2 separate regions of the Homo sapiens genome follow, and region 1 is linked to region 2. A link is a contact called in ENCODE Hi-C or POLR2A ChIA-PET data. All regions are on one chromosome and are shown on one strand. Each heading gives the region's core, a stretch centred on a gene start or an enhancer-like site at or near the end of the contact. The rest is flanking DNA. Distances are from core to core; before and after follow the strand shown.

Region 1 (3,652 bases), core at 504-3,003, 1.5 Mb before region 2:
TGTCCTCGGCCCAGAAGAGAGGTAGAGGTGGGGAGTCTGACCTGGAGCCCATAGACAGCTGGCTTATAACCCAAGGAATGGTGAGGAGTCACCAGCCGAGCCAAGCCTGCTGTCCACCCCAGCCCCTACCTGTGTAACAGCTCATGTCTTCCTCTTGTGACCTGCCGAGCCTTTGTGAATCAGACAGTACAAGGCCACACGCTTTCTTTCTGGCAGGGGTGCCAAATTTCCCCTCCTATTTTTGCATAATCTCTGTAAGCCACAGATTCCCAGTCCCAAAAATACCTCCCTGTCCCCAGGCCTTAAGAGTCTGGGACATTAGCAGGGATGAGGAGAGGGTCCTTTCCTTCCTTTTACTGTCTCCGGAGCTCCGAGCAGTATTCACTTTTCCAGGATGAGCACAAGTTACTGTGGCTTTTGCTTGGGAGGGAACAATTCTAAGGGAACAGACTCAAAGCATCTGACCAGTCAGGGAAGCCCTCTGTAGCCCAGTGCCTGTGAATTTGGCAGTCCTAGGCTTGACAGATTTTTATAATATAGTTGCTTATATCCACTAAGTCCGTCAAAATGATTTGAAACCTCTTGAAGAATACACAGGCCGGGTGCAGTGGCTCACGCCTGTAATCCCAGCACTTTGGGAGGCTGAGGCAGGCAGATCACGAGGTCAGGAGATCGAGACCCTTCTGGCCAACATGGTGAAACCCTGTCTCTACTAAAAATACAAAAATTAGCTGGGTGTGGTGGCATGTGCCTGTAATCCCAACTACTTGGGAGGCTGAAGCAGGAGAATCGCTTGAACCTGGGAGGCAGAGATTGTAGTGAGCTGAGATTGCACCACTGCACTCCAGCCTGGTGATAGAGTGAGACTCCCTCTCAAAAAAATAAAAAAATAAACACAGTAGAAACAGAGTAAAAAGAAAACAAAGCCCAGGGGAGTTCAATGTTGTAAACACAGTTGGTTCTCATGTAGCAGAGCTTTCCTGGCCCACAGACCTGCAAGGGTCTCTCCTGCCTTGTCTGTTCAGGTGGCCTGAGCCTGGTGCATGGAGAGAGGGTCAGCTCATCTCAGGCTGTATGTCTTGGGATGACCATTTCACCTCTAGCAGAGCCCAAAGCTGTGGTACATGTGATGGAGCCTGAGCTGGAGAGAATGCAGAGAAGGAAAGATGATGAAAGCAGTGCAAACATGTGCCTCTCCCTCCAGGTGGGGTGGGGTGAGAGGAATACATAACTGCCCATAGTGTGCTATGCTAGGCTGTGGCCAGAGGAAAGGCCAGCAGGTCCTAGACTGCAAGCAGCACAGGGTCCACCTGCTTGAGCAAAGCGTGACCAGTGAGTAGGAACTTGGGCCATGCAGGATCACCCAGAGCCGTGGGAGCAAGGGGCATCTGCCTGCCACCCAGCTTGGGCTGGTGCCCTCTGCACAGCTCTGCTGTCAGCCTGGGCAGGTCTCCTGCCACCTCTCATAGTAGCAGCATACTGCTGCTCTGCGTGAGAAGGCAGTTCCTCCACTAGACCCCAAGCCCATTCTTAGAGAGATGTGCTGGCCCAGGCCTCTCATTTGCTTCTTCAGGGACAGGCTGGCCTCTGGCCCACATGTCAGGGGCCTTTGCAGCAGGGCTTCTGGAAACCATGTCCATTCATTGGGAAGATCCAGCCCACATGCCCTTGTGCCTATTAATCCTGCAAAAAAGGATACTGCCCACACAAACTCCCCTGAGGGTGGCCTTGGCAGCTGGTGGTGGTGCCTGTCTCTGCCCACACAGACTGCCTCGCCACTGCCAGGTCCCACGTAGAGCTCCAGTCTCTAACTTCCCAGAAACAAACCTAACTAACAGCTAACCTGGTGTCTTGCCTGACTGACTGCAGTTTGTTTTTTTTTTTTTCTTTACAACAAATATTAATTGCTTTGCCTTATTTCCCATAGTGTAGAAACCTTGAGTCTTTTCAAGCCTCCTGAGTACAAATTCTTTACTTGGAAACTTTTTGTACTATTGAGTGAGATCAAAGGCTTTTAGACTTGGTCCCAGTGGGGTGGTGCTTGAAGTGACATAGGAAGGGATTCACAGCTTCTCTGGAAATAGTACACCTGAGCTACAGAAATTGTTCTTGTTACATTGAAAACTGGACAGGTGGGTTTCCTTGTGGGCATGGGGCTGTGGGAAGCTGCAGAGGAGCATCTGTTGGAACCCTTATGCTCCTGGGACTCAGGTGTGTGGATAGCCAACACAGAAGTTAACTGACACCACCAGGCTTATTACTGGTTGAAGAGAAATGAGACTTGTCAATGGGCTAGGGCCGGGCGGCTCTCAGGGAGACTGCTAGGCTTGTGCTCTCCCTCCCTGGCCTCTCTAGTGTGAGGTCTTTTTGCCTCTCTTGGCTGGTGATCAGCTAGGGGTGTCTCCCTTTTGCAGGGTGCAGCCAGGAAAATATCCTCATGTGAGAGAATCTAAGTCAAAACAAGAACAGAGGTAGGTTAGTAAAGAATGCTGCTGCCAAAACCCAGGCTTGGGTTTGGAGGGCGGGACTCCCTCCTCAGACCTGGAGGCCCCCAAGGCTCTTACTCTGGAAGGATAATCCTAACCCCTGGAGTACCAGACAGACATGCCTCTCCCCCTTGGGCAGGCAACCCTCCCTCCTGATCCCTGAGGCAGAGCTGCCCCTGCCTGCAGTTCCAAGTGAGAATCAGCTGACAGCAGGATGGCTCACCTGCCACTCAGATCAAAACCTGTGGCTTCTGACATCCAAGATGTCTGTGGACTTTGAAAATGGGCAGGGCTGGTCTAACCACTGCCTCAGCCAAGCCAGCCTGGCCTACCTATCTTCAGAGGGGCTGAGCTTCAGGCAGCAGTCTCTATTGGAGGGCATTCCTCTGCTAGCTTCCTTCCTTTTCTCTCTTCACATGTCTTCTTCCTTTCTGTCCCTCTCTTCCAACTCATACGCTTCTTCAGATCCCTCAGACCAGCCTTCAGCTTGGATCATTGCCCAAGAAAATGCTGAAACTATGGCATGTCAGGCTGGGTGCAGTGGCTCACATCTGTAATCCCAGCACTTTGGGAGGCCAAGCTGGGCAGATCATTTGAGGCCAGGAGTTTGAGATCAGCCTGGCCAACATGGCAAAACCCTGTCTCTACTAAAAATACAAAAAAAAAAAAAATTAGGCAGGTGTGGTGGCTCACGCCTGTAATCCCAGCTACTCAGGAGGCTGAGGCACAAGGATTATCTGAACCTGGGAAGCAGAGGTCGCAGTGAGCTGAGATCGCACCACTGCACACCAGCCTGGGCAACAGAGCAAGACTCTGTCTCTAAATAAATTAATTAATTAAATAAATAACTAAATAAATAAATAAAAATAAAAATAAAACTATGACACATCAGAGCCAACAGCCTTCTTAGGAATCTGCTGGGCCAGCCCCTAGTCTGACAGATGAGGATACCGAGGCCTCCTAAGGGCCTGGTGTCTTGCCCAAAGCTGCAGGGAAGAAACAGAGTCCCCTAAGACTCAGCGCAGTGCCCCCTGCTCCAACCAGGGCCCCACTTCCCTCCCATCAGCCTGACAAGGAGCGCGTCCTCGGCCTCCCACAGTTTCTTTGGTTCATATTTTCCAAGCAGTGTACATGTTTAGTCTGAGTCTGATAGCACCTACATTATT
Region 2 (4,016 bases), core at 634-3,133:
GTTGTACAGTCTTTTGAAGGGTAATTTCGTAATAATCCCCAATTATTAAATGCCATAATCTTTGATACAGCAATTCTACTTCTAGTATATCCTGAAGAAATACTTGCACATTTGTTACAAGAGACATTTACAAGGATATTAATTGCAGTATTGTTTTAATAGTAAAAAATTAGAAACAATCTAAATACCATCAGTAAGGAGAAGGGTAAAATACGGTGTATCTATTCCATGAAATATTTTGCAGCAGTTTGAAAAGAATAAGGCACATCTATATGTGCTAGCATGGAAATGTCTCCAAGAAAGATGGGTATATAATGTATAATTCCATTTATATATAATTTTTAAAGTATGTTTTTATATAACACAAACATATGTGACACACTGAAAACAATCTGGTGGTAAATACACCAAACTTCTAGCAAGTGGCACAGAAAAAGATGCGTGGGAAGAGGACAGCTGGGAAGGGACGCTGAAAAAGGACTTCAGTGTTTTTACTCACTCTCTATGTATCTGCTGGTCGAGTCCTTACAACTTGTATTGTATCCATTGTTATTTAAGTAAAAAATTAACTGGGAAAAGAGGAAACATGCCAAACTGAATATACTTGGATCGCAGGGATAATGAGTGCTTTCTTTTTCTATATTTCCCAAATTTCCTACACTGAGCATGTATTACATTCATAGTTAGCAATAACATTATTTGAAGGAGAAAATGGTATATCTAGTGTGAATGCAGCTGTGAACAAGGTGAGAGTAACTATATATGGAGATATCTATACACATATGCATGTTTACATTGGCATAGAAGTTCAGAAAGACAGGTAATAAATGGTGGTCAGAAAGAAGGTCAGAAAGACAGGCATTATGGTGTCCTCACACAGCAATTACCAGCAATGTTCCTATTACCTTTTTTTTTTTTTTTTTTTTTTTTTGAGACAGAGTTTCATTCTTGTGGCCCAGGCTGGAGCGCAATGGTGTGATCTCAGCCCACTGCAACCTCCGCTTCCTGGGTTCAAGCGATTCTCCTGCCTCAGTCTCCTGAGTAGCTGGGATTACAGGCGCCTGCCACCACGCCCAGCTATTTTTTTTATGTTTTTAGCAGAGACAGGGTTTCACCATGTTGGCCAGGCTGGTCTCGAACTGCTGACCTCAGGTGATCCACCCGCCTCGGCCTCCCAAAGTGCTGGGATTATAGACATGAGCTACCGCGCCCGGCCCCCCATTACCTTTTTTTTGTTTGTTTGTTTGTTTGTTTTCAGACGGAGTCTCCGCTCTTTCACCCAGGCTGGAGTGCAGTGGCGCGATCTCGGCTCACTGCAGGCTCCGCCCCCGGGGTTCACGCGATTCTCCTGCCTCAGCCTCCCGAGTAGCTGGGACTACAGGCGCCCGCCACCTCGCCCGGCTAATTTTTTGTATTTTTAGTAGAGACAGGGTTTCACCGTGTTAGGCAGGATGGTCTCGATCTCCTGACCTCGTGATCCGCCCGCCTCGGCCTCCCAAAGTGCTGGGATTACAGGCGTGAGCCACCGCGCCCGGCCCCCATTACCTTTTTGTTTGTTTGTGTGTTTGTGTTTTGGAGACAGGGTCTTCTCGCTCTATCACCCAGAGGCTTGAGTGCAGCGGCGTGATCACGTTTCTTCCTTTCCGGAAGGCAGGGGCGCGCTTCCCAAAAGAGGGGTATTTCCGGCGGGAGAAGGAGAGGTCTTTCGCTCCCGCCTCCAAAGTTCCAATTCCCCAAATTCTGCGTTTTCGGGCAGTAGGCTAGGAAGAGCGGGCTCTGCAACCAGTTTCTCAGGCCACCGCGCCTCAGAAGCGGGACGGCGCGGCACCTGATGTCGCGACACCTGGTGGTGACCGTGAAGCACAATTCCCTCTCACATCTCAAAAAATCGCGCGCCCCTCACACACTGGCCAGTTTTTTGTTTTTTGTTTTTTTGAGACAAGTTCTGGCTCTGTCCCCCAGGCTGGAGTGCAGTTGCGCGATCACCGCTCACGGCAGCCTCAAACTCCCTGGCTCAAGCGATCCTCCCACCTCAGCCTCCAGAGTGGCTGGAACCACAGGCGTGCGCCACTTTGCCTGCCAAATGCTTGTGTTTTTTTTTTTTTTTTTTTTGAGACGAAGTCTCGCTCTGTCGCCCAGGCTGGAGTGCAGTGACGCGATCTCGGCTCACTGCAACCTTCGCCTCCTGGGTTCAAAATGCTTGTATTTTTTTCAGAAACGAAGTCTTGCTATGTCGTCCAGGCTCGTCTCGAGTCCTGGGCTCAAGCTATCCCCTCGCCTCGGCCTCCCAAAGTCCTGGGGATTACAGACGTGAGCCACGGTGCTCAGTGAGACCCCCATCTCTTTAAAAGAAAAAAAAAATGCCTCCGCCGGGCGCGGTGGCTCACGCCTGTAATCCCAGTACTTTGAAAGGCTGAGGCAGGCGGATCACGAAGTCAGGAAATCGAGACCATCCTGGCTAACACGGTGAAACCCCCTCTCTACTAAAAATACAAAAAAATTAGCTGGGTGTGGTCGCACGTGCCTATAGTCCCAGCTACTCGGGAGGCTGAGGCAGGAGAATGGCGTGAACCTGGCAGGCGGAGCTTGCAGTGAGCGGAGACAGCACCACTGCACTCCAGCCTGGGCAACACATCAAGACTCCATCTAAAAAAAAAAAAAAAAAGGCCTGGCGCCGTGGCTCACGCCTGTAACCCCAGCACTTTGGGAGGCCGAGACGGGTGGATCACCTGAGGTCAGGAGTTCAAGACCAGCCTGGCCAACATGGTGACACCCCGTCTCTACTAAAAATACAAAAAATTAGACAGGCGTGATGGCAGTCGCCTGCAGTCCCAGCTACTCCGAAGGCTGAGCCAGGGAATTGCTTGAAACTGGGAGGCGGAGTTGCAGTGAGCCGAGATCGCGCCACTGCACTCCAGCCTGTAGGACAGAGCGAGACTCCATCTCAAAAAAAAAAAAAAAAAAAAAAAAAGAAGAAGAAGAAAAAAGTTTTTTAATTAGCCTGGCATAGTGGCAGGTGCCTGTAGTCCTAGCTCCTCGGGTGGATCGCTTCAGCCCGGGAGTTTAAGGCTGTAGTAAGCTATGATTGTGTCACTGTACTCCAGGCAGGGCCACAGAGTGAGACCCTGTCTCTAAAAAATTAAATTTTTTTTTAAAAAAAACGGCAAACACCTAATATTTGTTGAATGAATAAATAAATGAAAACATATACTCTCATTAAACGGTTTCTTCTGGGGATACAAGGAAAGGTGAGAGGGGAGTTTTTACTGGATACTTTTTTTTTTTTGCGACGGCCAGACTGGAATGCAATGGGGAGATCTTGGCTCACTGCAAGCTCCGCTTCCCAGGTTCAAGTGATTCTCCTACCTCAGTCTCCCTAGTAGCTGGGCCTACAGACGTGCACCACCATGCCTGGCTAATTTTTGTATTTTTAGTAATTTTCCAGGTTTGAAAAGCTAGATTTTTAGTGACAAGATCTTGCTGTGTTAGGCTGGCCTGGAACTCCTGGACTCAAAAGCAATTCTTCCACCTAAGCTTCCCAAGTAGCTAGGACTACAGGTATATGTCACCAAGCCCATTTAAACTTTTTTGTTTTGTTTTGTCAAGAGCCCATTGCCCAGTCTGGCCCCAAGCTCTAGCCTCAAGTGATCCTCCCACCTCCACCTCCCAAAGTGCTGGGATTATAGGTATCAGCCACCACGCCTGGCCACATTTGCTTTATTATAAAGATATTACAAAGGACTCAGTTGAAGAGATGCATAGGACAAGGTATGGGGGAAAGGGTGCAAAGCTTTAATGCCTTGCCTGGGTGTGCCATCCTCCAGGAACCTCCATACGTTCACATATCCAAACTCAGTCCTCTTGGTTTTGTAGGGAGGCTTCAAGATGACAGCATTCCTTTCCGCAGAGTATAGGACAGAACCCTCTCTGAAATGGGGGTCTTAGGACTCACAGAAAGGTAGGGGAAGATCAAGAGTCCCGTCTTAGTGAAGGTAAAAGGGCAGAAGTGAAGTGAG

What was found. A loop is a pair of places that touch in the nucleus more often than their neighbours do. ChIA-PET counts read pairs that join two places held with the same protein, here RNA polymerase II (POLR2A). Pooled maps may share reads with other maps.
Region 1: POLR2A ChIA-PET joins it to region 2 with 30 read pairs in activated CD4-positive, alpha-beta T cell. The contact joins two enhancer-like sites. A Hi-C loop is called at or near these places in 2 of 50 pooled maps. POLR2A ChIA-PET finds 5 or more read pairs at or near these places in 2 of 52 experiments (CD8-positive, alpha-beta memory T cell and activated CD4-positive, alpha-beta T cell).

The regions. Positions count from the first base shown.
Region 1 is chr17:17,854,197-17,857,848 of GRCh38, reverse strand. All of the region lies in intron 12 of TOM1L2 (target of myb1 like 2 membrane trafficking protein), which reads left to right. Among named protein-coding and RNA genes, the nearest start is that of SREBF1, 19 kb to the right of the region's middle. Within about 2 kb of position 1,753, at least 7 of the 41 ENCODE cell types and tissues checked have a DNase peak (open chromatin) inside an H3K27ac peak, as active enhancers do.
Region 2 is chr17:16,384,643-16,388,658 of GRCh38, reverse strand. No RefSeq gene overlaps it. Among named protein-coding and RNA genes, the nearest start is that of UBB, 5.6 kb to the right of the region's middle. RefSeq lists an enhancer at 677-1,266. Within about 2 kb of position 1,883, at least 24 of the 41 ENCODE cell types and tissues checked have a DNase peak (open chromatin) inside an H3K27ac peak, as active enhancers do.